Linked DNA regions of Homo sapiens: region 1 is linked to region 2. A link is a loop called in an ENCODE intact Hi-C map of the cell type or tissue named here. Cell type or tissue: endothelial cell of umbilical vein. All regions are shown on one strand. Links, peaks and the distances in the headings refer to the core of each region. The heading gives the core; the rest is flanking DNA.

Region 1 (15,573 bases), core at 5,003-10,002, 54 kb before region 2:
ATGGAGCAACCCTGTCCTGTGCCTGGACATGTGACCCAGCTGGAGACAGAGGGAGGCTATGGAAGGGGACGTGAGGGTCAAGCTCTGAAAGGAGCCACCCAGAGAACAGAAAGCCAGGGTGGAGTCCAATCAGATCCTCCACAATTGCCTCCCATCTCTTGTTCCTGTACCCACCCCTGCCACCATTCAGCCCTCCTTTCCTTCTCTGCCTCTACTCTCACTCCCTTAGATCTGGCCTCCACAGAGCAGCCAGAAGCACTATCATGAAACACACACTTAAAACTGCAGTGTTGGCCGGGCGCGGTGGCTCACACCTGTAATCCCAGCACTTTGGGAGGCCGAGGTGGGGGGATCACGAGGTCAGGAGATTGAGACCATCCTGGCTAACACGGTGAAACCCTGTCTCTACTAAAAATACAAAAAATTAGCCGGGCGTGGTGGCAGGTGCCTTTAGTCCCAGCAACTCGGGAGGCTGAGCTTGCAGTGAGCCAAGGTTGCGCCACTGCACTCCAGCCTGGGTGACAGAGCGAGATTCCATCTCAAAACAAAACAAAACAAAACAAAACAAAAACTGCAGTGTCGGCCGGGCACAGTGGCTCATGCCTGTAATCCCAGCATTTTGGGAGGCCGAGGCGGGAGGATCACCTGAGGTCGGGAGTTCGAGACCAGCCTGATCAACATGGAGAAACCCCTTCTCTACTAAAAATACAAAAACTGAGCCAGGCGTGGTGGCGCAACCTGTAAGCCCAGCTACTCAAGAGGCTGAGGCAGGAGAATCACTTGAACCTGGGACGCAGAGGTTGCAGTGAGCTGAGATGGTGCCATTGCACTCCAGCCTGGGCAACAAGAGTGAAACTCTGTCTCAAAACAAAACAAAACAAAACAAAACAAAACAAAACTGCAGTGTCTCCCACAGACTAGAGGCTGAGCACCTTGAGACAGGCCACATCCAGCCACTCACCCTCCACCTCCCACTGTGGTGGCACTGAAAAGCCCGCTGTCGCTGCACGTCCCACACTTAGGGTGCACTTCTGGACTTCTGCTTGGTTTAGTCCCACTACCAAGAGCGCGTGGTTCCCCTTGTTTTCCATGGCCAGTGCTTACTCCTGCACAGACACCATCTCCTTCAGGAAGCTCCCACTGTGAGAGGCGTGCCTGCCCTGCTGCACTCCCTCCCGAGCAGGCCTTATATCCTGCCACGGGGCACGCGGAGACCACGGCCACAGCAGCTGAAACAGCCTATCACCCAGCGTACACCGCATCAACACCCTGCAATGAGTGTTTGAACTAGGCCCTCTCTCTGTCATTCATCTACACAACACCAGCTGCTACGTACTCACAAATATTTACTAAGCCCTCATTCTGTGCAGGGCGCCACAGGAAGAGTGGAGAACAGGAAGCTGAGGGCAGACGCTTCAGGAGAAAACATCTGACTGAAAGGGAGGGGCGTGTTTGCACTTGGTGACCAGGCACTGTGGAGCCCTGGCACTCCCAGAGGGGTGTGTGGTGACAGCATCTACCCCTAGATGTAAGTTCTAGAAAGTGGGGCCTCGTCTGTTCCGTTTCTCTCTGTATTCTCAGTGCCAAACACAGAGCCTCACACTTAACAGGCACTCAACCGGCAGTTAGAGGGTGAATGAAATGTCACACGCCGCAAGGACAAGGACCCAGGGAGCCATGGTCAGGGCTCTCCAGAGGAACGGAACCAAGAGGATACAGCAATAGGAGATGAACTTGGCCCATCTCGGCCCATTGGGACCCCTGCTGATGGCAGGTCTGGCATTCATGACTGACCCAGCCACTGCACTAACATGTAGAAATGAGCTTTAGTCACATCTGCACCCAAAACACAGAGCGTCAGTTACTCACGCTGCATTTCTACTCAGGCCAAAGGTTGATCAACTGCAAATCAGCACGGCTATCGCAAACAGACAAGACACACAAGCCCCATTCCAGGCAGGACCGCCCCACTGCCCCCGACCACCAGACACACGGGTTGCTGTTCGTAGCCATTCCCTATCACCAGGCTGATTCTGGCTATACCAGTGAGGAAGCAGCGTGTGAACACCGCTACCTCCAACTCAAGTTTGGGGAATGGACAGGCGGCCAGAAGTAGGGAGGCTTCAACAACCTGCTTCAATTCCTAGCCCAGCTTTTCTTTCACAGGTCAAGGGAAGATCACCACTGCAGATTTCTAGAGACCCACCATGAAGACCTTTAATATTAAAATAGGAGTCAAATGCAGACTATTTGACCCAGAATCTGTCAACCAAGTGGTTGGGTTTTTTGTTTTTGTTTTTGGTCCTGTAACATGCTCCCTGTTGAAACCTAGTTTGTAAAAAATGCAGTCTGTCTGGAGATTGACTTTACACATCCGTATATTAAGAGATTAGAAAACCAATACGAGGCACAGTGGCTCATGTTTGTAATCCCAGCACTTGGGAGGGTGACGAGGGAGGATCACTTGAGCCCAGGAGTTGAAGACCTGTCTGGGCAACATAATGAGACCCTATTTCTACAAAAAACAAACAAATAGCCAGGCATGGTGGCGCACTCCTGTAGTCCCAGCTACTTGGGAGGCCGAGGTGGGAGGACTGCTTGAGCCCAGGAGTTAGAGGCTGCAGTGAGCCATGATCGTGCCACTGCACTCCAGGCTGGGTGACAGAGTGAGACCTTGTCTCAAAAACAGAGAGAAAGGAAAGAAACTCATTTGACCAGACGCTTCTCAAAGTTATTTGACTAGGGAGTCCCCCCCATTTCCAGGGACATCCACAATGAGGCCTGAGAATGACGTTTCAAGGACCACTGTGGACAACACTGGTGTGTGAAGCGGGGGAGATTCTGAGCCCCTCTTCCTTGGACACAAGTCACCTCAAACAATGTGTGAAGTGCTCTGGCCCACCACATACTTCTTCTCTGGCCTCACCATGGCCTTCAGGGGCACTGTGCACCAAGTCCCACATGGCTGCTGCTGAATTCAGAACCCTCGTCCCATCTAGCATCCTCTACCCTGCGAACCTCCTCAGCTCACATGCCCAGACAGCACCCAGCCTGAGCCCAACAATTGTGATCCTGTGATGATCACAGACCCAGGCCAGGGAGAGTCCCCTGCTGCCCCCTGGTACCCCAGGAAAACAGCAAGGGAAGATGGCCTGGCCAGAAACTGAAAGGAGTGAGCCCCTGCTGGCATCCGGGCCCACGGTGCTGGCTCTCCCTCCCATCCCCTGCTACCCTCAACCCACTTGTGAGGCTCCGATGCAAAATGGGACCAGCTGGGATTCCCCAGGACAGGGCCGGTGTCCTGGTCCTGGTCTTTGCAGCCCCAGCGATGAGCACAGACAGGCTAAGAAGCAAGCCAGCCCCAGCACAGGAAGCTTGGCCATCTCTGCTCTCCTTTCCAACTTCTGCCAGATGTTGGGAACCCCTTAGACCTGCTTGGCCTGCCCCCCCACCTCCACCCAGTCATCCTCACGTGGCTATGGCTGTCAGGGTGCTCTGTCCCACCTAGTTGAGCCTGGGAACCACTCTGCCAGCTGCACAGAGGATGAAAAGATTCAATCCTAATATTCCCTCAGCAATTCCACACATCCCAGCACCCACTGTGCACTAAGCACTGCGTCGGCCTCTGGAGACACGTCCCTGTCTGTCTAGAGCACCCATCACACCTTATCTGAACATATGACACAGGGGAGGCACAGCAGGCCCTGGGAACATAGAGCTGGGGCTTCCAACCCAGTGAGGCTGTGAAGGGAGTGAATCAGGGAATGCTGCTGGGAGAGGGGCTGTCTGGACAGAAGGACAAGCAGCATTTGGCCACATGACCGGGAAGCACACGGCAGCAGAGTGAGGAGTGCTGGAGGAACCAGGTCAGGGTGGCACATGCAGTGGGCCTAGTACTGTGCTAATGCTTGGGACACGCCTTGGGGACAGACTGGAAAACAGGGCAGCCTGGGGGAAGAGGAGCTAAGTGGAGGTGGTAGGGTGGGGGGGGGGGTGGCACGGTGGGGGGTCACCTCCGCCCTTCCCTGGGGTCTGAGGTCTGCACATTTATACCTGCATGTGTCAGTGTAGAAGCTCCTAGGAAGGAAACTCCAATCAAATTGAAGCAGTTCCTATGACAGCTTTTTTGAGGAAAGAGCCAAAGATCTCTGCGATGAAGGTGGGGATCCTGGTGGAAGGGGGTCTCTTCCCCTGGTGGGATACAGGCTTCCTCCTGACCCTAGAGGAACTGTTCTCCTTGCAGGGGGCAGTAGGTCTCTGAGGAGGTGGGGGGCTTGAGGAGGTGGGCCCTTCCTCTAAAGCAGAAATGACCAATCTGGGACCCAGGTGGCTTGGGGGTGTGTGTGCGAAGTCCATAAAACCCTCACCCTGAACCCTGATGAAGTCACCTCTGTAATTTGGTGGACAGCATCTTTATCTAGGGAAAGGGCCCAGATACTGCCTCTTCAAAGAGTAAGGAGGGTGAAAGGAGGAGGGCGGTTTCAACAGCCCACATGTGAGAGTTAAATAGCAGGCTTCCTGGTAGCACCTCTACAAGCAGCCTCCAGGGACCAGGACTCAAAAAGGTTTTATCTGTATTTTTTCTGCCAAGAGACTGACTGGTGGCAAAACTTTGATGACAAAATGAATTCTGTGTCTATTTCAGAGGCAGCAAGGAGGGGAGAGGGTGCTGTAGAGCCCCTTGGGACAGGGTGGGTGGTGGGGGCTTCCCAGACTTAAGGAAAGGAGTGAGGTCTCTGCAGCCTACTGCAAGCAAGGAAAGGAGAAAGCAAGGAGCTGGGCTGAACCCCAGCGGTGGCCCAGGGGAGAAAGGTGAGTTTCCCAACGCTCCAGGTGAAGAAGGGTTGTAGAATCCTGTTTTACCTCTTAGACTTATCTTAGTTTCTGCCATGATATGCACAGCAAAGGCATCCACAAATGGGGTCTCCCAGACGCGTGATGGTTTCATATACGTGGCCAGCGTTCTTCGAGCACTTCTTTATGTGTTAGGTTTTATCTGCATCATGTCACCTAATCTCCACAACCACCTTAGGAGGTGGCTTACACCAACATCCTTTCACAGGAAAGGAAACGGATAATCAGGTCAAGCGACCTGTCGGAGGTGGGCCCGGGTCTTCGGGCCAGGTGGGCCGACTCTGAAGCCCCGGCCCATGCTCCTGAGTGCCACGCTCCACTCCGCTGCTGGCCAAGAACTACGTGTGCAAAAGGGAGGAGTTACCTGGACTCCAGTTTGCTTCCTCTCACCTTTTCTGTGCAGGTAGGCCTCAGAGCTACAACACATACACTCTTCCCTTTAGAGAAATGACAGCAGGAATAAAGTAGCTGTCAGTTGCTGTTCTGGATAAGCACCTATGGAGGAGCACGAACCAAACTAGGGGGCTAGTCATGAGTTCCGGGGTCAGTGAAAGGCTTCCCACAGGTCACATGACCACCTGCCTCAGCCAACACAGTGTGTGATTATCCCAATGGCTGATCCCCGACAAGACTGCAATCCTTTAAGGTTGTCAAGACAAGGATCAAAGACACATTCCAAGGCACACACTCAATGGTGACACAAGCTGCTTTCTGTCTTCATCTGTCAAATGTTCGGCCCTGGAATGCTTTGCGTAATATATTCAGAATCTAAGCTGACAACACACACACTCTCGCCTCCGCCTCTCTCCTCTTCCGTATAAACTTTCTTTCCTCACTGCTGCAGAGAATAATTTACAAAGAAGCAAGGGCAGCCCTGCCTTACAGTAAGCTTTGCTTCCCCACCAGCCCATGGCTGTCTCCAGCCTGTCATGGAGGATCTCCCGCTAAAACTAAATAGAAGAAACTACGTAGGCCTGGGAAAACACATATAAGAGAGAATCTGGAATATCTTTGCTTTTTCTGTTTATTCGCCTCCTGACTGATGACTCCAATACCTGCCAAGAAAATGCCCTCATCTAGAAAGCAATTGAGAACTCCTGACCAAACTGTCAGCAAGGTACTTGCATAAAATTAGCTTTAATCCTGGGCTGATATGTCTTAATCTTCTTACCTGTGAAAAAAATATGGAAAGCATCTCGCCAACACAAATAACAGTCTATTAAAATGTGGCAACTCCTGTAATCTGGTGACACGATCACAACCCTTCAAGTCATTTATTTTTTCAGAAATTATTATAAACAGTTCTGTGCCACAGCACAAAGGTAAATCTGTCACTGACGTGTCAGGTCTGTCCTCCAACTGATTCTTTGGTACGGAATGGAACTGATCTCAAACATGCAGTTGCTAGGTGATGCCTCTGCGGATCTCCGTGTATAGCATGCTCGGGTTCTCCAGCCCAGCTAGTGGAAGGCGGTGGGACCCTGGATGACTCCGTTCTTTTCTCAATACTCGAATATATTTCTATAACTTTCAACTGGTCTCATGGAGATTATGGGGACACACTTTTTGGAGCTGATGATATCCTACATTTTATGTACTTCTTTCTGGAATGCTCATCATCTTGGCATTACCTTCAACTACCGAACTCCAAGCCAACTTCCAACCACTCTCATCTCACCACCAGATACTTACACTTCCAACAAGCATTGCAGGGGCAACAGGCATTTGTTAAAAGGCCTTTACTGGACTCCGAGGTAGGTACTTTACATATCTAGTCTCATTCATCATAGACGCATCCCCATGACATCCTCCTCATATCCCACTCCACCCCATGAGGGCCAAGCCACATTCTGCCTTCTTTATTTCTACCTTTATCAGCCCTGCAGCCAAACCCTTCTAAGCTTCCACTCCTGCGCCACCCAGACCGTAAGCCCCGGGGGGCAGAACTTGCACTTCTGAACAGAAACCCCATAAAGTTATACAAAGTCAGCAACTCTGCCTACAACTGTATGGATGGCTGGGTTCAGTGGCTCATGCCTGTAATCCCAGCACGTTGGGAGGCCGAGGCATGTGGATCACTTGAGGAAAGGAGTTTGAGACCAGCCTGGGCAACATGGTGAAATCGTGTCTCTACCCAAAATACAAAAATTAGCTGGGCCTGGTGGGATATGTAATCCCAGCTACTCGGGAGGCTGAGACCCAAGCATCACTTGAACCCAGGAGGTGGAGGTTGCAGTGAGCTGAGATAGCACCACTGCACTCCAGCCTGGGCGACAGAGTGAGACTCTGTCTCCAAAAAAAAAGAAAAGAAAGAAAAAAGAAAAAACTGCGTGGAGAGATGGAGGATCCAGCTTTAACGGCACTTTTCTGTTCCGCCACTAGGTGGTGTGACACCAACACAGCTGAGGCAACATGCAAGTGGCTGAAGACTCGGGAAAGTTCCAGTAGAGACAACAGGAATCCCCTCCTCTCTACACGGAAGCTTACAGGAAGGAAATCCAAGAACTACAGAATTTATGCTGAGGCAGCAGAGCAAAACTGATGATACTGGAGAGCGCGGGCTCTGGTCTTTGTGTGTGTTCAAACCTGCCCTGGCCACTTACTTGCGGTTGGGATCCCAGATAAGACAATGTACCTCTGGCACAATGTCTTCATTTGCATATCAGGGCTGTTATTTCACCCCAGGCAGCTTCGGCAAGGATGAAATGAAATGCTGCACATGCCGTGTTTGGGGAAGTGGTTGGCACACAGGATGATTCCACACTGGCACTGGTAGCATTATTATGCTCGGAAGATTGCAAACATATTGATGCCACCTTAAAGCATAGGCCTTGGATTCAAGGACAGCTGCCAGTGCCCGGCAACGACAAATGCGTCAGAGTCTGACCCCTTTTAGGGGGTGGAATGGTTGGATCCAAGAGCTGCCTGGACGCCTGGGACACTCAAGGCAAACGCTCAGGTGCTCGGAATGCCTGAGCCCTTCTGAGGTCACAGGAAACAGGTGGGATCTGAAGGCAGGCCGAGCCGAGCAGCCAAGCCTTGCTCTCACCAGCAGGATCTACCAAGCACAGACTTGTGCTAGGCACCGAGCTTGCCACTGGAGACAGGAAAGAAATGGCAGACAAGGCCGCAGCTCTCTACTGGGAAAGAGAAAACAAACAAGTACCTGCTGTGTGCAGAGATAACTGGGTAGTTCTGGAGCTGGGTGCTGCAGAGAAAATACCACAGGATGGTGGGAGAGAGTGAGTGAATGGGTAAGGCCTCGCTGAAGCTCACACATGAAGGGTGAGCAGGGATGAGCCAGGTGAAGGCAGGGGATCCCAGGCAGAGGGGACCCCAAGTCAAAGGTTCTAAGGAAAGGAAGAGCCTGGAGGCCCATGTTTGGAGGGGAGGAGAACGGGAAGGGCTGGGTGGAGCCCACAGGACGTTCAGCCTTGCAGGCCATGCTGACAAATCTGGATTTATCCAGTGTAAAGGTTGGGGCCCAGGCTCTGGACTCTTAGGACCCAGTGGCCATCACCATCAATGCTGCAAAACATCCTCTCTCCTCTGAGCAGAGGGTAACTGCCTGTTTTCTCACCCTCTCCCCCAGAGAAAGGCAAGTTCTCAAGGACCGTTTCCACTCACGCTCTGCTCTCACAGATGCAACGCAGGAATTAATTCTGGGTAAATAAGTTCCCAAAATTCTCTGTGGCAAACCTGGGGGAGTTTAATTTAGCAAAGGCATTTTAAACTTACTGCAAAAGGCAAGGCCTGCCTTCTAAACATGTGTATGGAGTAACTACTACTGTCTCTAGAATTTCCTCCCTTTCTTTGAACACCATAAACAGCGACAGCGAAATGCAGTGCCCTACGCGGGTCAGTTTTCAGGGGTGAACGAGTGCCCATTACCTAGAGTTTACTGACTCACCGGGAAGGACAAGCATGAACTCCTAGACTCCATGGCTGGAGACAGGCGCACTGGCCCTAGCCAGCCCTACCTGCTTCCATGGCCTCGGGCTTCAGCCCCTGTGAAATGGTGCAGCCAGGACTCAGGCATCCCTGAAGGTTCTTCCCAGCCCTTACATTCTGTCAGGTCCTCACCCTGGACCAGAGGCAGTGTTAAAGGTCAAGGAAAAGACTGTTCTTCCTGAAGAGGGATATGATGTCCATTGAGGCCTACTCAGCTGCCAAAAGGCCAGAATAGAAAAATAAGGTTGGGAGGAAGGGCCTTAAACTCTAGCTGGCAATTAATTTATTCCTGGGTAGGTTCCTTTGATCCTATGACCAGTGGTTCTCACCCAGGAGTAACTTCATCTCCCTGGAGACACTGGTCAAAATCTGGAGACATTGTGACTGTCATGTTTGTGGGGGTGTGGAGGAAACTGTTACAGACATCTAGTGGATGGAGACCAGGGATGCTGACCAACATCCTAGGAGGCTCAGAACAGTGCCCTACCAGCAAGTGACCCAAGTCCAAATGTCAACTGAGCTGAGGGCAAGAAACCTTGCATTAATCTTGGGCAAAAAAATTGAGCTGGATCTCTAACTCACATTATACACCAAAATAAATCCCCAATAGATTAGATGGCACAAACCAGGGTGACCCCCCACCCTGGCTTCTGGGATTCACCGCCTCTCTCCCTCCCCACTCAGACTGTGGCTTTAAATGTGTACAGGCTCCTACGACCTCAGTAGGTTAGATAACTATGGAACACAAAGTCTCTTGGGTGTCAATGAAATCCCATAACCCAATGGTTCTCAAGTGGGGGCAATTCTGACATTAAGGGGACACTGGACAGTGTCTGGAGACCTTTTATCTTCTCATGACTGGGAGTGGATGGGTGGGATGACTGGGTGCTATGGCATCACATGAGTAGAGGCTAGAGGGGCTACCCAACATCCTCCAAAGCACAAGATGGCCACCACCAGCCCCAATGTCAAGAATACTGAGGTGGAAAAACCCTGGTATAACTCACAGGGTGCTTTCTCTCTACTCAGGCATCCAATTAGGAGAATCACAGCTAGAAGTAACTGACATGTATCTCCACATTCCAGTAGGTCAATTACCAGAAGTATATTCTCTCTCACACCACAATCCTCAGACTTGCGTATCATCGTTCCCATTTTACAGATGCAAGAGCTAAGGTCAGACAACTTGCCCATGTTTCTAGGGCAGAAGGCAAGACACAAACCAAGGACAGCCAATCCAGGTGCTTCCAACCATGCCACAAGTTGCCAATGGGAACCTGCTGGTCAGCTCTGGTTTAGAATTCTCCCGATGTTGGCAAGGCAGCGGAGAAACCCACACTGTACACTGAGGCTCTGCTAGCACATGCCAGTGGTTCTCAAATTTCCTGGTCTCGGGACCCTTTTCCACGCTTGTCAATGACTGAACATCCCCAAGAGCTTTTGGAAATGTGGGATGTAGCTACTACTGACACCATATTAGAAATGAAACCTAAGACAATTTCAAAATACTTAAGATTATAATAAACTCCAGAAAGGTTTAGTTAAATAACATATTTTTATGAAAAATAAGTATTTAAAAAAATCTGAGAAGAGTGGCATTATTTTACATTTTGACAAATGTCTTTAACGTCTGACTTAATAGAAGATAGCTGAATTCTCTCTCTTTTTTTTTTATTAAAGAGAGGGGCTTTGTTGCCCAGGCTGGCTTTGAACTCCTGGGCTCAAGAGATCCTCCCACCTCAGCCTCCCAAGTAGCTGGGACTGCAGGTGTTTGCCACTGTGCCCGGCCTGAATTCTCTTATCTGCTTCTATAGTTCATCTGTTGGCATATCACACATCCAATAACCTCTGGAAAAAAACTCCACTGTCCATTTTCAAGTGAATAAGAGTGAAAAAAGAGCAGATAGTGTCTTTGTGTTGTTATGAAATAGTTTTGAACTTGCAGTCCCCTTGAAAAGGTCTTGGGGACTGCAGGGCCCCGGACCATCTTTGAGAACTGCTGCCATATGCTATCTGAGTTCTAGCATTCCAAGGACACTAAATCCTAAATTACAGACCATGAGGTGCTTTATGCTAAGGTTCTAGCTAAAGAGCACTCTAAGTGTAGAGAATGCAGAGTCTAGGAGTCTGTATAATAGGATTGAAACCCAAATACCAACCAAGGTCACAGGCACTGGAAGAGAAGGAAGTGGGCTAGGCCCCAAGTAACATGGCGGAGACCACAATATCCAATCTAATCTATCCACAGGCGCAGCTGTTCCTTAGCACTGAAAAATCACTGCTGTGCAAGAATGCAGGCCAAGGGTGGTTGCTGTTTTCTGAGAGAAATCAGAAATACAATTTTTTTCCCCTCTGAAATCTCAGAATTTTAAGTGTTGGCTCCTAATTACAAACAAAAACCTAAATGGGCCAAATTAAATATGTCTGCTTGCCCTTCAGGCAAGTTTGCAACTTCTGCCTGTGGTTTTCAACTCTGGCTTCATGTTGTTAAACATCTGTGGAGCTCTTTAAAACCACAGACACCCTAGAACTCCTGGAACCATCTCCAATGGTGCAGCCCAGGCAGCAGTTTTGATTTTCCCTGACAACCTCCTTAAACAAGTGTGAAGCCCATCCAGGGCTGAGATCCATAGCTAGTGCTGTGTGGCAGCTCTAAGTGCCAAGACTACTGAGGAGGAAGCAAACTGTGGACATGTGGAAGGTGGTGGTGAGGAGCTTTACCCTGATGTCCCAGGCCACGTTATTCTCTACTGCGTAGGGCAGAGTCAAACAGAACACCGCTCCACCAGGACCCCCTAAAACAAAGAAAACATCACCACCAGACCCTGAATAGATAATGATGCAAGCCCAACTGCCTCACGATTGCTTCAAAGTACCATGGAGAGCTACCAAATGCCCAGCCAAGCCAATACCAGCCATCTCGGCAGTTTTGTGGTCCTCTGGTAAGTTTTGAGGAACGGCGCTCTCTTCTCAGATTCCCCAAATGCATCTCAACTTTCCCCAAATGGCCTTCGTCTCCCACTACACCCAGGCCTATTCACTGTCTGAACTCACGTAGGAGGGCAGAATTCAACCCCCCTTCTCCACCCCAAGCTCCTCCAAATGCCACTCGAAGCTCACCCCATTCCTGCTGCTTCTGCTCACTCTGACCACCTCAGAGGAGGAGCACACACCAGACCCAGGTTGACCCTAACACCTAATGAATGCACGAGGGTGCCGGGAAAATCCCATTTTCTGGTAAACGGAGAGGCAGGCTGAAGGCTTGTTTGAAACATTTTGCAGAAGCCCAGTGAGGGCTTTTCTGTCTATACGCAGGATCCTGGGCAAAATGGAAAGTCTCTTCAAAGAGTATAAAGATTTTGCAGCCTGGATACCCCTTGGGTACCATCAGGCCCCTTCTGCTACAGATACAGGAGGCACAGTGGAGGTGAAAGCACACATTCTGCTCTAAGCAAAAATCCCAGAATTAGTTTTTATAATAAATTCACGAGAAACTTTCCAAAAGTTGTTTAAGATAGGTTCCAACTATTTCAGTTCTAGCTAACCAATAAAAATTCAGTTGCATCTCACCCTCTCAGGGGCTAGGTTTTAAGTCAACAAGGTGCAAGCTGAGAGAAGCCAAACCACCCTCAAAAATCTCTCGACTCATACCTGGTCAGGCTTTTAAATCAGTAGTTCTCAACTGAAAGCAACTCTGCCCCCGGGGGGACACTGGGACGGAGACATTTCCACTGTCATGACTGGCGGGGATGAGGAGGGGGATGTGCTATTAGCATTTAGTGGGGTAGAGGCCAGGGATCCTCATTAAGATCCTACAGTGCACAGCGCAATCGCCCACAACAGAGAATTACCTGGCCCCAGATGTCTGTAGTGCTCAGGCTGGGATCCCTGAGATCACTAAGTGACAGGCAGGACAGAACTTAGGAGGACCCAGAGCCCAGGCCCTGCTGGTCTTCTGCCAGGGGCTCAGCCCAGGGCCAACTCTGAGTGGGGCAGGTTCACCCACACAATGGAGACTTTGCTGAACCCTTCAGCTGAATGTGTCCAGAGCAGAGTGCACTGTAGTAAAAACAGTGACCTGAGTGTTTATTACTATGAGCAGAGACTGGTGCTAAACAATGTATGTGCACTCATTCCTTCAATGCTCACAGCAACCACGAGGTGGGTGTGGTTACCATTATTCCCATTTTATTGGTGTGGAAACGGGGGGCTCAAAGAGGTTAAGAAATTTGCCCCAAATGACTCAGAGTGGACAGCGGAGTTAAAACACAAACCCAGCTCTCTGAGGACCAAAGCCTGTGTCCCCACCATCGATACCAGTGAGTCTCTCACCTGGGGGCGATTCTGCAGCCTCCCCACCCCCACTCCCCAGGGGCTGTGTCAGGAGACTTCTTCTGTTGTCATGACGACCCCGCGAGTGAGGGGAGGTGTGTGCTACTGGCATCTAGTGAGTAGGTCCAAGGATGCTACCGTGCTGCTAAGGATCCTGCAACGCACAGGACAGCCCCTCCCGCCAAAGAGAGCCATCAAAACGTCAACTGCACCACACAAAGGTGAGAGCCCTGCTTCACACTGTCTCCCGGGTTTCCACCACGCATGTCCACAGGCCAACAGGGCCTTTCATGTCAGGATCTAGAATCCAAGATTCCCTGGAGTTCAAATGTGCTTTGCTCACCCTCTTTCCAGTCTTCTTTACCTTTGCCAGGGACAAAACTCTGCCTTCAAATCCTGATGTCAGCCTACAATGCAGCATAACCCTAGAGACAGGATGAGTAATGAGTCTGGGAGGTATCAATGGGGAAATGCCAAGCAGGGGAGACTTATCCCTGGATGCAAGGGTGAAACATGCACACACACTGTCTGAGAGGAAAAGCACTCAGGTGGACTTTAAAAGTCCCAGACCACAGGAAGGGCTGTGAGAGTTGCTGTCACCATCCATGAGGCGTTCACCATGGTGACGAGGGCCAACAAGATGCTTTACACAACAGAAAACATTTCCTCGTATACAAGCAGAGGACACCTACCCTCTACTACTCAAACCAGCGGGTCTCAACCCTGCCTGCACATGAGAATCACCTGTGCTGCCACCTGTACAGAGGCCCAGAACCCACCCAACACCAGAGAGAATCGGAATCTGCAGGGCGTGGCGACTGAGCATCTGCGGTTTCAGGAAAGTTCCCCAGGGGGTACTGATGCCCAGCCGGGTGGACAGCCGCTGCTCAGCCTGACACAGAGGTGGGACTGGCCCAGAGAAGAGAGATGGCAAATGGATGGAGGAGGGACTGGGTGTGAGGGTGGAGCAACTTATGATCTCAGTCTGGAAAGGCAGAAGCCAAGAGGGCATTTGACTAGAGCTTAAACAGCAAGAACAAACACGTGACCATGGGGCAGCCCCTAAAGCTTCAAAAGGCACAGGCAAGGAGGCCCCACTTTACACAGTGAATAACAAATTAAACATCCTGGCAGGCTGTACAAGCCAAAACCAGAAATGGAGTGTTCAAGAAACACACAATGACTGATTGAAGGACGGCAGGGATATATGAGGCACAAAGTCCACCAAGATTTGATTTCCTGAGGACAGTTATCCCAGAACTAGCGTCAGGGACAACGTGCTAGGTGAGTGTGGCACTTACTAGGGAAAAAAAGTGAAGTTCAAAACATTCCATTTCTCTCTTTGGCCCTTACCAGTTCAACTATCCCATTTACAACCAATAGCTCATGTGGACAGCATATGCTAGAAACAGTATCCCCTGGAAAAGGGCAAGCCATAATTTCCCCTTTGTGCTCAAATGTATTCCTCACAACAGGGTCCTCACTGGTGAATTCATTCATTCATGCATTCATTCATTCAACCAATATTTCCTGTGTACCTACTCTGTGCCAGGCACCGTTCTAGATGCAAGGGGGCAATCAGTGATCATAACATAAAAATCCCTGACCTCATGGAGCTTACATGGGGCAAACATGCATGTAATATCTAGCATGCCGGATTGTTAAGAGCTATACAGGAAAATCAAGCAGGGTGAACGGAATAGAGAACATGGATTTAATTTGAAATAGGTGGCCAGAGAAGCTCTCATTAATAAAGTAACATATATGAGTAAAAACCAGAAGAAGTGAGCCATGGGGGTATCTGGGGGAAAACTGTTTCAGTTAGAGGAATCAGCAGGAGAAAAGGCTAAAAGCGGGGAGTGTATGCAACATTCAAGGAAAACTGAAAAAGCCAGAGTAGTTAGCACAGAGCAAGGCAGCAGAGAGTGGCGAGAGAGAAGGACAGGGACATATTGGGGCCCACTATGGGCTGAGAAGTTCTCAGATGGGTAAGGGTGGAGGGAACGGGGGCTAAGCATTGACGGTGTTGGTGGGGAGAAGTGGTGGTCCCCCTTTGGGAATAATTTTAAGGTAGAAATGATAGTATTTGCTGTGCAGTATGAGAAAGAGGGAAACCAGGGGTGACTTCAAGGTTTGGGGCCAGAAGAATTCAAAGAATGGACCTGCCTAACTAACTACAATGGGTGAAAGACCATGGGATGGGCAGGTGTAGTGGGGGAGATAAGGATTTTGTTTTGGAAACGCTCTAGACTTACCTATGACACATCCAAATGGAGATGTCGAAATGTGATGCTGGACATGAGTCCTGAGTTCAAGAAGCTATGTGGGCTCAGGATGTAAATACATAAAATATGTCATACTGATTCCCACTTACCCAGTCCCTCTGTAACTAGATCTCATGAGTTGGAATGCTGCAACCCTCCATGGGCTCCTTTA
Region 2 (15,573 bases), core at 6,696-11,695:
TTTTTTTTCAGAAACAGGGTCTCACTCTGTCACCCAGGCTGGAGTGCAGTTGTGCAATCACAGCTCACTATCAGGAGGTCACTACCAGGAGGTCACTATCACTTGACCTCCTGGGATCAAGTGATCCTCCTGCCTCAGCCTCTGAGTAGCTGGGACAGCTGGCGTGTGCCAACACACTCGGATGGTAGAAGTGATCCTCCTGCTGCAGCCTCTGAGTAGCTGACGTGTGCCACCACACTCGGATCTTGACCTTTCACTTTGGCCTCTCTGGTTCAGCATTTCCTGAACTGTGTGAGGAATGTGATCAAGGAATTCTGTACATAATGCCGTTGTCATAGAGAGTCCTCTCTCACAGGCTAGTATAATAAAGGCTCGGACAAGTCCTGTGCTGAGAACACCAGGTCAGCTTTGTTGAGCTCCACATGGCTTATCTCCATTATTATTACCATTATTATTAACAACTCTTCCCCACCCCCTTCAATCATCTAGTAACACGTTTTGGAATAAGGCACTGTTTGGGAACCATTACATTAGTTTATTACGGGAGAATGATGATCAGAGGGCTTTAAACAATTTAGTTCAGAAAACAGCTCACAGAGTCCTTACAGGAGGGAAGCATTAACCCACAGACATGGCTGTGGAGACACCCAGCTCACAGGATGCCATTTCTCCAGAGCTGGCAACAGGGACATGCAGGAAGCACCTGGGTCCTTTCTTTTTCTTTCTTTCTTTTTCTCTTATTATTATATTTTTGAGACAGTCTCACTCTGTTGCCCAGGCTGGAGTGCAGTAGTGCGATCTCGGCTCACTGCAACCTCCCTCTCTCCCAGGTTCAAGAAATTCTCCAGCCTCAGCCTCCCCGATTAGCTGGGATTACAGGTATGTGACACCATGCCTGGCTAATTTTTTTGTATTTTTAGTAGGGACGGGGATTCACCATGTTGGCCAGGCTGATTTTGAACTCCTGACCTCAAGTGATCCTCCTGCCTTGGCCTCCCAATGTGCTAGGATTACAGGCGTGAGCAACCATGCCCGGCCCTTCTTTTCCTTTTTAAATTTCATTGCAATAGCAGACAGCCTGGGCCCTTTCTAGATGAGGTACATGTTTAGCCAGGTGCTCGGAGGAGGGAAAACGGGGGGAAATCAGCCTTAATCCTGAAGCCAGCAGCTGGGATACTCTGCAGGGGAGGCCCCTCCAGGAGCAGGGGCTGTGTCCCCAGAGACCAGGCTTCCCTGTGGCTTCCTCCCGCTTCTGTCCCTCCTCTACGCATCCACATTCCCTAAGGACATTCCCTGTGAAGGATGAAAAAGTGTCAGAGAATAAGGGACTCTGGTCCTCGTGGATCCACCGCCACGCCGTTTATAGACAGCCAGGACACCGGCTTTGAGAGCACGTGAGTCAGCCCCAACCCCACAAAAGCAGATGCCAAGCCTCGCTGGCCACAGGATCACAGCCTCAGCAGGCAGCAGCCTACTGCACTCTCTGGGCCACCAGCTTTGGGTTGGAGGTGCTGCTGTTTCTTTCTGTTAGAGGAGAGTTGGCATAATTGCCTGTGATAAGTCTGTGGCCTGTGATGTCCCGGGGCTGCCATAGGCCAAGAGAAGGCGGGGTGGATTGGTCCAGGTACAGCAAAAGACACCAAGAGGCCGGGCACAGTGACTCACACCTGTAATCCCAGAACTTTGGGAGGCTGAGGCAGGCAGATCACTTGAGGCCAAGAGTTTGAGACCAGCCTGGCCACCATGTCGAAACCCTGTCTCTACTAAAAATATAAAAATTAGCCAGGCGTGCTGGTGGGGGCCCGTAAATCCCAGCTACTTGGGAGGCTGAGGCAGGAGAATTGGTTGAACCCAGGAGGTGGAGGCTGCAGTGAGCCGAGATGACGCCACTGCACTCCAGCCTGGGTGACAGAGCAAGGCTGTGTCTCAAAAACAAAACACTGAGAAATGGTAAATCCAGCTCTGCTGGATAAACCAGAGGCTACATTTTGTTTGTTTGTTTGTTTGACACAGGGTCTTGCTCTGTCACCCAGGCTGGAGTGCAGTGGTGCAATCGTGGCTCACCGCAGCCTCAACCTCCTGGGCTCAAGTGCTCCTCCCCTCTCAGTCTCCCAAATAGGTGAAATTACAGGTGTGCAAATACGTGTGCACCACTATGCCTGGCTAATTTTTAATTTTTTTGTAGAGATGAGGTCTTGCTATGTTGCCCAGGCTGGTCTTGAACTCCTAGTCTCAAGTGATCCTCTTGCCTCGGCCTCCCAAACTGTTGGGATTTCAGGTGTGCACCACCACACCTGGCCCAGAGGCTGCTCTAAAACAAAAAAAGAAAAGTATTGTTTGGGAAATTTCAAAAGGAGAGAGAAAACCAGAGTGATCCCCACGTCCTATCACCGGCTTCTAAAGCCGACACCGTGGGCTACACCTGGCCACAGCCAAGGCTGCCGCCAATTGAAAGTAACTGCAAGCACTCCAGAGGTGGCTGCGAATCAGGCCACCTGGAAAGGAGGAGGAAGCCTCGCATTTTCCCAAAAGCTCCATTTCTTGGGAAAGGAAGAGGAAGAACAGGTGGGCTGGGGATCGTCTACCCACCTGGTGCCCAGCCGCCGCGTTCTCAGCCCCATAAACACAGAACGGATCAGTTTCCCGAAGGAGGCGGCGTTCACTGGGTCTAGCTTGTGCTCCTGGCAGTGCCGAAGGTAGTGGTTGTAAAGAGAACTTCTGGGGAGACTCACACCTTCCGCTGTTTCATAATTATCCAACAGCCACTGGAGCTGTAAAAAGAAAGACACGTCTGCGTTTGTCAGAAGCCTGAGGAACGCTAACATGCCAACGTGGACTCATTAAGAGAATTACTTGCGTTCCCTGTGTTACCAAATGGGATGAGGAAATCCATCTTTTCTTTCTTTTTGAGGCGGAGTCTTGCTCTGTCACCCAGTCTGGAGTACAGTGGCGCAATCTCGGCTCACTGCAGCCTCTGTCTCCTGGGTTCAAGCAATTTTCCTCCCTCAGCCTCCCAGGTAGCTGGGATTACAGGTGTCCGACACCACATCTGGCTAGTTTTTGTATTTTTAGTAGAGACGGGGTTTCACCATGTTGCCCAGGCTGGTCTCAAACTACTGACCTCAGGTGATCCGCCTGCCTCAGCCTCCCAAAGTGCTGGGATTACAGGCGTGAGCCACCGTGCCTGGCCAGAAATCCATCTTTATGGTCACTGATTTGAGTTCTCTAAGCAGATTAATGAATCCCTCATTTTCTTTTGCTTATTGATTCTTTCATGTTTAGCCTGGTTTTCAGGTTCCTGGACTTAATTTGTAAACATCTGGGTGTGATCAGGAACTATTAGCTTCTGTCTTCAGTCCCTTAAATGAAATACCCACACACCACACAGGCTTTAACACCAAATCGCTCCCCAACATACAGGAATGGAGAGAAATTCTGTTGCTGAACAGGAAGATTGAAGAAGACTCGGGGGCCCCACAGCCCTGTGTTCTGTAGTGAGCAGTGAGCTAACATGTACTGAGATCCCTTATTGAGGGAGGTACAAATGGAAATTCAGTAAAATACACAAATGCTTATATGCACGGTTTTGTGTCTAAGTCAAAAGGCAGGACATAGCTACTTGGGAGGCTGAGGTGGGAGGATTGCTTGAGCCCAGGAGGTTGAGGCTGCAGTGAGCTAGGGTCGCGCCACACTGTACTCCAGCCTGGGCGACAGGGCAAGACTTCGTCTCTTTCAAAAAACGAAACAAAACAAAAAGATGGGCTAAATGAGTCCCGAGCCAAGGACTATGCCTCGAGAGGTGAACATCCAGTTAGAAGGGCTGCGAGAACTGTCCACACGAAGAGCTCAGTCCCCACACTGGGCATGGACGCAAAGGTGGCCTGCCCACCAACTGATGCCCTCACCCAGGTGCCTTAAAGACTGCGGCTTAATTCTGGTTTCCACCTCTCCCTCTGCTATCGTCTGTCCCCTGATCCAGAGAGGTCTGCTATGTGAATACAAAAGGCTTGCACTGATGCCTGCGATTTGCAGAAAGACAGGAATTCCACGCACAGAAGCGAGGCCCGAGTCCAGATCCCATGTCAAGAGCGTCGGGGGAAACCAGCTGTCTCTACCTGGTCCCCTTTGTGCGAGGCTGTCAGCTGCTTTGTCTAGGCTGAGCCCCGCTTCCAGAGCTCCGAAGGGCTCCTGCTGCCTGGGCCCTTCAGAGTGGGCAGTGCTGGGTCCTCAGCCCTCCCCCACCGGGCATGTTGGGCTCCTGCACAGCCCTTGGCCTGGGAAGCCCTTGTCCCTGTGCCCCGCACACCCCACAAGACACAAAGTAGGCGTGTCCCCTGGGAAATATCTGTCCACTCACCACAGCGTACCCATGGCACCCCCCCGCCCCACTGTCACGTTTGCCTGTCTGTTTGCCCCATCCCCACCCCCCCAACTCAGCATTAGAAGCTGGGGAGGAAGAAAGCATTCATCTCCCTTTAATTATTTATTTATTGAAATGGAGTCTCACTCTGTCACCCAGGCTGGAGGTGCAGTGGCGCAATCTTGGCACACTGCAACCTCCACTTCCAGGCTTCAAGTGATTCTTCTGCCTCAGCCTCCTGAGTAGCTGGCATTATAGGCATGCACCACCACATCTGGCTTATGTTTTTTGTATTTTTAGTAGAGATGGGATTTTGCCATGTTGGCCTCGAATTCCTGACCTCAGGTGATCCACCCGCCTTGGCCTCCCAAAGTGCTGGGATTACAGGCGTGAGCCACCGCGCCCGGCCTTCATCTCCTTTTTATGAAATAGTGCTATGGGGTGGTTCTGACGAGCCCTGCACCAGCGACCAGCACCTCAGAACCCCTTTTATCTCATCTAAGACCCACTCGATCCAGCCTGTCCTGGCCCCTCCAGCCCTAACAGGGGTTGACCCAGGGCCACAGTGGAGTGAGGACCTGCCCTGGGTTCTGGAACGTTTCACAGGAGGACAAACAGGTCAAAGGTTCAGGTGAAGGGGTGTGTGGGGCCTGAACGCGGAGGTCTCTTAAGCCGAATTGCAGGTGAGCTGCGGGGCTGAGTTCCATTTTAGGAAGGGGGAAGTTAAGTCTTGGGCTGGAGTTCAGGGTAGAGATTGGGACCAGATGTGTTACTTTGGAACCAAAGAGCTGAGGACAAAACCTCCAAGGGGTGGGAAGAGTCAGTCACCCAGCAGGGGCACTGCCCACGTGGGTGTTGAGGATGAAGAGGAGCAAAGCGTAAGCCTCGAAGTGTGGGTCCAACCTCACGTCCTGCCTCTGGGGCAAGCCAGGAGGGCTTCAGACCTCCTGACCACAAGCTCCCCTCCAGCTCTGCTCCTGCAGGTAAGTCCCGTGGCCAAACATCCCTCCTTACCAAAGGGACAGGAGTGGTTCCTGCCACAATCCCTGAGCTTGGATTCCGGTTCCCTGGCCGCCCCTGAATCACTCAAGTAGCCTATCACCTCCTCCTCAGCACCAGGGACCCCTCGCCCTCTTGCTACCACAAAGTCTGCCTCCTGCCGCCTGCAGGGCCCTGTGTGAAGTGCAGTGTCCCCCACCCCCCCGCCATGAGTGCAGGTGATCGTTAGCAGTTGCCATCGTTAGCAGGTGCCAATTTCATCCGTCCAGCATTGGGTGCCATGTGCTTGGCTGTGCCCATAACCACAGGGAGGGACCCCCGCCCTCTTGTCCTTTGAATAAGGGGCAGTTAAAACAAAGGACCCTGAGAAGGGCCCGGAGTGGAGACTTCATCTCTTCCTCACTTGCCTCTTTGGGAAAAGGGACATCAGAGTTTTCACTTTCCATCAAGTCATTCACACCCTTCATCTTCCGACTTTCTGGACTGGACTTTTTCCAATACAATGGAGGCAGTGTTGCTTTTTTCTCCTCCAAAGTCCGGCTCTGGCAGAGTGCTTGGACCCTTAAGAGCTTAAGAGCTCCGGAGTCTTCCCTGTATTTAATGCTATGAATACTATGAACCACAACCTTGATGTTGAAGTTAGTGTGTGAGTATGTGTGTGTGTGTGTGTGTGTGTGTGTGTGTGTATATACTTTTATATACTTTTTTTTTTTTTTAGAGACAGGGATATATATATATATATATATTTAGAGATAGGGTCTCATCCTGTCACCACCCCAGGCTGGAGCGCAGTGGTGCAATCATGGCTCATGCAGCCTCCAACTCCCGGGCTCAAGTGATCCTCCTGCCTCAGCTTCCAGAAGTGTTGGGATGACAGTCGGGAGCTGCAGTGTGGGCCCTGAAGCTTTTCTTCCCAGTGGCTTCACCGTCCGGATTTGTCATGTGTGCTGATTGATTTATCGCCTGTTCCCCGCAGACTATGCTCTCCCTGAGGGTGGAGACGGAGCCAGGTTTGCCCATGTGAGCATCTGCAGGATCCTGGAGATGTCTCAAGCCTGGCAGCAGAGAAAGACTGTCCAAGGAGGTAGATGGGGAGCAACAGAGGGTGTCTGGGTGAAGAAGCCAGAGGCTTCCCTTGGTCATTCTGAGGCTGGGGGCACAGGTGCCACTTCTTAGACTGTCCTCCACAGGCAGCAGGAGCCAAGGCCAGTGACACCACATCTCAAGGAGCCAAATGACGATGCGGATTTTCAGGCTAAAACTGTGAGGCCAGATTTTGCGGGCGGTGAGCTGGAAGGAGCACTGGACTAGGAGTCCTGAGAGGTTAGAGTATAAGACTCCATCCACCAGGAGGACATACTGGCTCACACATAAAAAGAAAGTTTTGGAACAGATGATCCTTCTGCTGTTTACCCCCGAACCCCCAGGCTATTTAAGAGTAGAATCCTTTGCTTGGGTAATTACGTTGACATTGACACTAAAAGGATGCATAGTTGTCTTGACAGCAAGTCCTTCTTGCTCAACATCAAGAAACCACAGAGAAGACTGAAGCGGCTGGAACAGTCGCGTCTATTTCCTCCCTCTTCTGTGTTGATGAACTTCTGGGAGGAGAATGGGGTTAGAACCGAAGTATGGCTTGCAGACTCTGTTCAGGGTCTACGCCTCACCAGCAGGCTGGGAGCCACTTATGCACCGGGCCTTCCCATCCCTCGGTGCTGGAGCCCACACCTGGCGGCACGTCAGACTGCGGCAAGCATCACAGGTCAGTTCCGTGAAACCGACCACGAGGGTCCAGCCGCTCCAACCACACTCGCCCACCTCCCCTGCTCTTGAGGGCTCGGGTACCTTCATGCCAGGAAAGGCAGCAGCTGGACGGAGTCACCTTTCTGGTTTGGGCATGTTCTGCAGTCTGCTTTGTCTGCTGATATTTGCATTCTTTCTGTGTCAATATCAAACACAAATAAGCAGAACGCTTTCCAAGGAAATGTACATGTGTACCCACATTTGCCACAATCTGTCAGGACAGCACACTTCTTGATGAAATGGATCAAATCATTCCTTTTAAGGAAAAAAAATCCCGAAATGCCAGCGCCTCCCTCTCCCCGGCCCCCCAACAAAGGCCTGTGGTTCTGGGCTCTTTGCAGGCACAGCCCCTGTGGACAGATATCCTCACCTGCCGGTGGGAAGGCAGGGATCATGCCCACCTACCTGGCCCCCTTTGTCTCCTAAGATACTTGTTTCTATTCCTGGGGGCAAATTTGCCTGACACTGGCTCCTGGTGGTGAGTTAGAGTCTCACCGGGCCATACACTAGCAGCTCGGGCAGCTATTCCAACCGTCCAGGTGTGCCCTGTGTTGACATAATCCGACTTGGAACATCCACCTTTTCACCCATTCCACAAATATTTACGAGAGCTGGCTCTATGCCAGGCCTTGTTTAGGTGCTGGGGATGCAACGGCGAATAAAAGACAAAAACCCCTGCCCCCTGGAAGCGTCCGTTCTTGTCTGGCAGAGACCCACAATAAATAAGTAAAATGAACCGAATGAGGGCTGATGCCGAGTGCCGTCAGAGAAATTCACCTGGGAAAGGGGATGGGGTCGCCGCCACGGAGGGACTGGAGGGAGGACTGCAACGGTATAGTAAGTTGAGGTGGGGTGGGGGTGTCAGGCAGGGCTCACTGAGAAAGTGCCCACTGAGTGAAGACTCAGAGGAGGTGAGGGGGAGCCTGGGGAAGAGAGCTTCAGGCAGAGGGCCCCACAGTGCAAAGGCCCTGGGGCAGGTCCGAGCCTGGTGCATTGGAGGAATAGCGAGGAGGCCCGTGTGGCTGGAGCACAGTGAGGAGTGGGAGAGAGCGGGTCCTGCAGGGCCTTGTGGGCCATTTTGACAACACTCGGTTCTACTTGGAGGGCCAAGGGGAGCCCTGGAGGCTTCCAAGCAGAGCAGTGTGGCGATCTGACCTGGGTTTTAGCAGGATCACTCTGGTGGCTGCTGTGAGAAGGGGCTGGAGGCTGGGTAGGGGTGGGTGCTGACGGCTGGCTAGGAGGTGGCCGAAAGAATCCACAGGGACAGTGGCGGCTCGGGAAGTAGTCGAAGTGGAGGAGGTGGGGGGTGCCACCTGGTTCTGGATCTTTCTTGAAGGTGAGGTTGAAGAGCATCTGGGGGTGGGCATGAGAGGAGCAAGGAGGCGAGGACGCAGTGGGGTTGGGGGCCGAGCGCCTGGAAGATTGGCTGCCCCTGCCTCAGATGGGACCGTGGGCGGGAGGCGCAGGGGTTGTGGGAGGCGCAGGGGTTGTTGAGGGTGGAGGCCACGCACTGAGCTAAGACACTAATCCGAGGCAGGCAGGAATTCCAAGGGAAAACAGCGGCACTTCTGGACAGAGGCCCCTTCTGAGGAGCTGCCGGCTCTAGCAACCCCACTGTGGCCTGCAGGACAGCACGGCCATCGTGCCAGGCTACACAGGTCACCAGCTGAAGGCTAAATGACCTTTGACAATGTGTGTTTCTTGATTTCAAAGCAAAAAGTCACATAACCCAAATACGACTCTTCCACACGCAGCTCTCTCCCGCAGGGTGTGCAAGTGATGTGTTTACTTTAGCAGACAGCGCCACCTCATGGTGACAGAGACTCGGTGAACCTGCTACGGGGTCCCGGTCGGCTGGTAGCCTGAGGGCAGCCCGGTGGCCCCCAGGGGCTGAGGCCGCCTCTTCTGCTCAAGTCGGTGGCCTGCCACACCCGGTCGGGTGAAGACATGTTTCATCCCCAGCCCCGGCTCCGTCCCCTTCCCTCTGGAAGAGCTAATCCCCATTTTCACGGCGCCATATCATGCCCTTTTCCAGTTTGGACACTGCTAGGGGGCCTCCTCCTCCCTGGGAGTTTCCACGCCAGGCTGACCATCAGCTGGCTGGAAGGTTCTTCCAATGTGCAGACCTCCAGGCCCTGCAGACCCCCTGGGTCCAAGCCCCTAGAGGGGAGGCCTGGGAAGCTCCTGTTGACCGGCTGGGTCTGGACAATGCTGTCTCGTTTTACCAGGCTCCCAGCACCTGAATACACCTTCCCTCCTGAGACAGCGCAGAGGAGGGAACCAGCTCCGCGGAACACGTGGCCAGCTCCGCTCAGAGATGTCTGTGAGGGGTTCCCTAGGTGGGTTTCCCACGTCTTCCACCTTCTGCCCTCAAATGCTAAGCTCCCTGGAGTGACTTTTCCTCCTTTTTTACTCCCTATGTTCGGCACTGACCTGGCCAGAACCCTGCACACGGTAGACGGTGGTCTGACGTCACCAGCTGGCAGCAAGGAAGAGGCGCACAGGCCCTGCTGCTGGGGCGACCTGCCTGGGGCTGTCTGAGAAGGGAGGTCTGGGAGGCCACTGGGAAAATGGGTCTCCAGGGCCCAGCTGCTCCCACACACTTGGCTTATCTGCCACAGGGTCAGGCTGGCAGGGGAGGTGGCACTGTGGCTGTGCCCCCGCCTGACCTGCAGAAGGCCGCTGCCCACCACGACCTCAGTCTCAGCCACAGGCAGCCCTGGGGACAATCGTTGCAAGGGCACGTCACCCCGTCCATCAGCAGATCACGTGCTTTAACTCCTCTCTTCCTCTCTGGCTCTCACATTTGCCAAAACAAGATCTAAGTTTATTCTGCCCGTGTGTGTGGTGAACTTTTTAGAAAGATCTTATTTTACTTCCTTTGCTTCGAGTCACCAAGCCCGGAATCTTACTGATCACAGCTCATGACAGAAGGAAACAACTCAACAGCGAATCATCAGTGAGTAAAAGAAACGAGAGATTTTACCTTCAGCTCGGGAATACGAATCTTCATCGGGGAAGCGACCTGAGAAAGTCTGCCTTTCGGATGAAGTGTTAGAAAGCAGGAAGGATCCCAGCAGCCAGAGACAAGCGGCTCATGCATTTTCCCATAGACATTTTTTCTTTTTTTTTTTTGAGATGGAGTCTCGCTCTGTCTCCCAGGCTGGAGTGCAGTGGCGCAATCTCAGCTCACTGCAACCTCCGTCTCCCAGGTTCAAGCGATTCTCCTGTCTCAGCCTCCAGAGTAGCTGGGACTACAGGCATGTGCCACCACGCCCGGCTAATATTTGTATTTTTGGTAGAGATGGGGTTTCGTCATGTTGGTCAGGCTGGTCTGGAACTCCTGACCTCAAGTGGTACACCCGCCTTGGTCTCCCAAACTGCTGGGATTACAGGCGTGAGCCACCGTGCCCAGCCCATTTTCCCATAGACATTTTAACTCTCCCGTGGACTTGCTGCCTGTCCAGGCTCTGCACCCCCATCCTGCCTGGGTCACGCAGCCCTCTCGCCCAGGGCTGATACCCTGGACCCGCATGGGTTTGCGTTCAGGCTGAAGATGGCCTGATCCTTGCTGAATGGGGAATGGTATTCTGCACATTTTCCCATGTATGTGCTCTGAGTTTAAGACTGGGGGCTGGGGAGATCCTCTCTCCAAGCACGTGTGGAAGACTCCCTTCTCCCTGAGTTCATCTACAGGGAGGATGTCATCCAGCAGTGACAGATGACAGGATGACCATGTCCTACCCAGCCTGGAGAGGGGCGGGGCACTGAGCAGGGGTCTGGCATGGTGTTTGTTTTGTTTTGTCTTTTTTGCTTCAAGACAATCGGCAGAAGGAAATATTTCTGCCATTTCTTCTAGTGACCAGCCCCCTGAGGCAAAGGGCAGAGGCCTCGTCAGGGGCTGCGGTGAGCAGGTGACCACACCTGTACCTAACCCATAACCCAGGTTTCTGGACCTGTCCTACATCACTTTCTGCCCCCAGAATCACTCACTGCCTTTTGATAACGCCTCATTTTACACATCGGCCAGCACAGAAGTCAGGATGGAATCACAGTGAGGACGGGAGTGAGGACGGGATCACGGTGAGGACGGGAGTGAGGACGGGATCACGGTGAGGACGGGAGTGAGGACGGGATCACGGTGAGGACGGGAGTGAGGACGGGATCACGGTGAGGACGGGAGTGAGGACGGGATCACGGTGAGGACGGGAGTGAGGACGGGATCACGGTGAGGACGGGAGTCAGGACGGGATCACGGTGAGGACGGGAGTCAGGACGGGATCACGGTGAGGACGGGAGTCAGGACGGGATCACGGTGATGACTGGGGTCCACTGAAGGGGACTTCTTCTCTGATGTCTGAATTCTCAAGAGAATGTCAGAGCCCAGTTTAAGTGCTAGAGAGCAACTACTAGAAGGACATTCTGACTTCGATGGCCCGTCCCAGTGTTAAGATGCCGAACACATTTCCAGCTATGTGCAAAACCGAATCAAGAGCGTTTGGGGAGAAGTGAAAGCGATGAGTCTGAGGGGGCCAGAGCTTTCCTTCTCTGTTGTCCCTGGAAATAAAGACGGAGCCTGCCACGTCCCCCAGTCCCATCCTGCTACAGGGCTGTGCAGAGCTGAGATGCCCCCAACCTCCTGTCATGGGGACTGTGATCACGGTCTTCTCCCAAGAGACAAGGGGAGGAGAAAAATCCTAGACGCTAAAATCTGTATGAATTAGCTGCTTTATGCTTTTCTCAAATTACTGTTTCTTTCCAAGAGAGGATCCCAAGAAAATTAGCTAAGAGTCTAAGGCATTCCCGATCCTATGTCATTTTCTCTCTTTTTTGTTGCTGTTGCTGATTTTTGTATTGTTTTTATTTTTCATATATAACTATACTGCTTATCACCTGCCAGGTATTGTTGAAAGTATTTTACGTACATTAAATAATTTACTCCCTATGACAACCCGAGGAGGTAGGTGTTGTTATTATCTACCTTTTACAAATAAAGAATCTGTCTTGATTTCTCCTTCATTGCTGAAGGGTATTTTTTGCTGGATGTAGGATTCTAGATTGGCTTCCCCTCAACCACCTTTCACAAATGACACTTTAAAGGTGTCATTTTATTGTCTTCTTCTTTTTTTTTTTTTTTTTTTGAGATGGAGTCTCACTCTGTTGCCCAGGCTGGACTGCAGTGGCGTGATCTCGGCTCACTGCAACCTCTGCCTCCCGGGTTCAAGCGATTCTCCTGCCTCAGCCTCCCAAGTAGCTGGGATTACAGGCGCCCACCACCATGCCCAGCTAATTTTTCTATTTTAATAGAGACGGGGTTTCACCATGTTGGCCAGGCTGGTCTCAAACTCCTGACTTCAAGTGATCCACCCGCCTTGGCCTCCCAAAGTGCTGGGATTACAGGTGTGAGCCACCGCACCTGGTTGCCTTCATTTGTCTTAAAAATGTCTATGCAGGTTACAAGCAGAGCAGGGACAGGTTGCCAGGTCAGACGCACACTTACATGGCTGTTGAGTAAACCGCTTTTGTGTGATGTGATTCCTTCGCTTTTTTGGAGGTTTTCAATCGCCATTTCAAGCTAAAGAAAATGTGTGCAGAAACAAAACAAAACAAAATGGAAAAAAAAAAAAAGGAAATCAGATGGTTAGCATCAGCCAAGATTTGTTTTTATTAATATCCAAATAATGATTCGAGCTCCTACAAAATAAAAATGAGGCTCCACGCAGGCAGGGCGGGGGTGAGTTAAATTGTGCATGAAAGCTGCGGTAGGGAGTGTTGCTTCGCACACGTAGGTAAGCCCGAGAGCCCGTCCAACAGAAGCAGCAGAAATCATGTTGTAAAAACTTGCTACTGAACTTTAACCTGGCATATGTGTGTGCACGCCGTAGCATTAATATGCAGCCACTGCATCCATTCCAGTGTCAGCCAAGCCAGCATCATAGTCACCTGCTCCTTTCCCCACGCCACATCGATGGGGAACCAGAATGAAAGCAAGGAGAGATGGCAGCCTTGACTCCCCAGCCAGGCTGTCCTGTCGCAAATCCCAGGGTCTCCCCGCTGCTGGAGGCTTTGGGAAAATAGCAGCGAGGCCAAAGACTCAGACCCTGCCACCAGGAGGCCGTAGGATCCAGGGCCACTGGACACTGTCTGGCGAATGTTTACCCAGTGGGAGCTGTGCGAAGAAGATTTTTGGAAAAGAGAAAAGAGTTTTGGAAGAAAGAGTTGGGCAGCTAACAGCAGAACTTCCTGGAGGAAGGGGCTTTTGAGTTGGATCCTGAAGGACCTGATGGAGGTGGGGAGGGAGGTGGGCGGCAGGTCCACGCGATGGAGGAGGCACACAGCTGTGCGTGGCCACTAAGGCATTCGCACGCATTTGGTTTGTCCTAGACTCGCACACGGAAAACAGCGACGTAAAATCTGCTGCAGCCCACCCTGACGACCAGAGGACTGAAGCGGGAGGAGATGAACTTGAAGTATATGCTTCCTTTCTTAAGGAGGCCAAAGACTTGACACTTCTGCAAAGAGCAGGTTGAGTGTGTATTTCAGAGAGCAGGCGAGCGGAGCTGAGTTCAAGAATGAGAGGGTAACTGCTTCTCCCACGGCCTCCGACCACGGTGGTTCTGCCTTCTCTCATTAGCTACCCTTGCTTCAAGCCAAGGAGGACGTCAGGGTCACCTTTAAGAAGTGCAGAAGGTACACTGGAGGACCAGGGGAAAGTAGGATGGTGAGACCTCTCCCACCCATCAGCCTCAGGGTGCAGGCGATGAGAAGGCAATCGCCACCTCTATGATAGAAAAAACACACATGCCACCCCCATGTCTTGGGGCCATTCTGATCTGCAGCTTGGGCAGCCACGTGAGTACTGCCCTGTGGCACCTTCCCTGTGGGACATCGCTCACCTATGGGTGCCGGGAGAGCAGAGTGCATGACCTCTGGAAGTCTGCCCTAATCTCAGGGGGCCTTGTCCAGTGCCCAGCAGACTGGGAAGGAGAAGAAAACACTGTCTCTCCAACATAGTGGGTCTCAATCATTTGGTCTATTAAAAAATACACTATTACAAAATTTTGAGATTTCACCACCCACCCCTGAAAAAGAGCTTTATTTACTTATCTTTTTCTTGAGCCAGAGTCTTACTCTGTTTCCCAGGCTGGAGTGCAGTGATGTGATCTCGGCTCAGGGCCACCTCTGCCTCCTAGGCTCAAGTGATTCTCATGCCTCAGCCTCCTGAGTAGCTGGGATTATAGGCATGTGCCACCACACCCAGCTAATTTTTGTATTTTTTAGCAGAGACGGGATTTCTCTACGTTGGCCAAGCTGGTCTTGAACTCCTGGCCTCAAGTGATCCGCCCACCTCGGCCTCCCAAAGTTCTGGGATTACAGGCATAAGCTACCACACCCTGCCTGCTTTTGTTTTTAAAAGTTAAATGTATTATTTCCCTTATTAGAAATCAAAATAGATAATTTTTAAAAAGATGTATTAATTCATTAAAAAATAATAAACCCATTATAGGTTAACACTTGAAGAATAGGTACACTTTCCAAATTAAAAAAAAAAACAACAAAACCAAAAGAAGAGTGGAATGATTCCGCATCTTCACAAATCTGTAGAGTGCGTGACTTACAGAAGACAACTCTACACATCTACTTCTGTATCTCCATCTGTTATTGTATACTGTTTTAGTTGAAGTACATTGAAAAAACTTGGCCTCACACAGATATATAGTTGGAAAAGGAGCACTGTTTTAATAGCCTTTTCAGATAACTGGGGATATTTTTACTTGATACTATAGCAACACTTGACAGCTGGTAATTTCTTAAAGGTTAGCTGCAATGTGGAATCTGAAACCATATCAACGAGCTTTTCATCCTCAGTTACATTAAAATCCATTAATCTTGAGCTGACATCCATGACAATGGCAGAGTAAGGAACTCTAGAACCCATCCCTTCACAAAAGCAGTCAAAAAATGGGCAAAAATTGTCAGAATCGACTTTATCAGAACTCTGGAAATGAATTAAAAGATTATGGCAAACAGGTGAACCCTTAATTAAAAAAAAAAAAGATGAAACTTGGCATTTAAGGAAATTTTCGTCAGATCACTAGCTGACCACTAAGGTAACTGAATAGAGATTTTGGCCGGGCACGGTGGCTCACGCCTATAATCCCAGCACTTCGGGAGGCTGAGGCATGTGGATTGCTTGAGGCCAGGAGTTCAAGACCAGCCTGGCTAACATGGTGAAACCCTGTCTCTACTAAAAATACCAAAAAAAATTAGGTGGGTGTGGTGGCACATGCCTGTAATCCCAGCTTCTGGGGAGGCTGAGGCAGAAGGATCGCTTGAATCCGGGAAGCAGAGATTGCAGTGAGCCAAGATCACACCATTGCACTCCAGCCTGGCCAACAGAGTGAGACTGT

Evidence for each region. Hi-C counts contacts between places; a loop is a spot of excess contacts. Peaks named below come from ENCODE experiments on the same cell type or tissue, not always from the same donor. Only the 100,000 strongest peaks of a DNase experiment are listed, where the experiment ranks them.
Region 1: it touches region 2 in a loop (10-fold over the local background); 12 of 110 quality-filtered maps call a loop at or near these places.

The regions. Positions count from the first base shown.
Region 1 is chr19:5,960,870-5,976,442 of GRCh38, forward strand. The region is part of intron 1 of RANBP3 (RAN binding protein 3); the gene reads right to left. Among named protein-coding and RNA genes, the nearest start is that of RANBP3, 9.5 kb to the right of the region's middle. RefSeq lists enhancers at 1-526, 1,010-1,229, 1,824-2,471, 2,605-3,156, 7,109-7,403 and 1 more and a silencer at 1,500-1,549. In endothelial cell of umbilical vein, for the core only: a CTCF peak has its summit at 7,240 (motif pointing right); DNase peaks (open chromatin) are centred at 7,282 and 7,912; H3K27ac peaks cover 1,143 bases.
Region 2 is chr19:6,013,501-6,029,073 of GRCh38, forward strand. RFX2 (regulatory factor X2) reads right to left here. Exons shown (of 18, transcript NM_000635.4): 6 at 12,663-12,737; 7 at 2,590-2,771. It overlaps RANBP3-DT (RANBP3 divergent transcript), which reads left to right. Exons shown (of 4, transcript NR_046376.1): 3 at 6,336-6,443; 4 at 6,550-6,863. Among named protein-coding and RNA genes, the nearest start is that of RFX2-AS1, 41 kb to the right of the region's middle. RefSeq lists enhancers at 1,510-2,009, 4,886-5,387. In endothelial cell of umbilical vein, for the core only: a CTCF peak has its summit at 8,968 (motif pointing left); DNase peaks (open chromatin) are centred at 8,941 and 10,011; H3K27ac peaks cover 997 bases.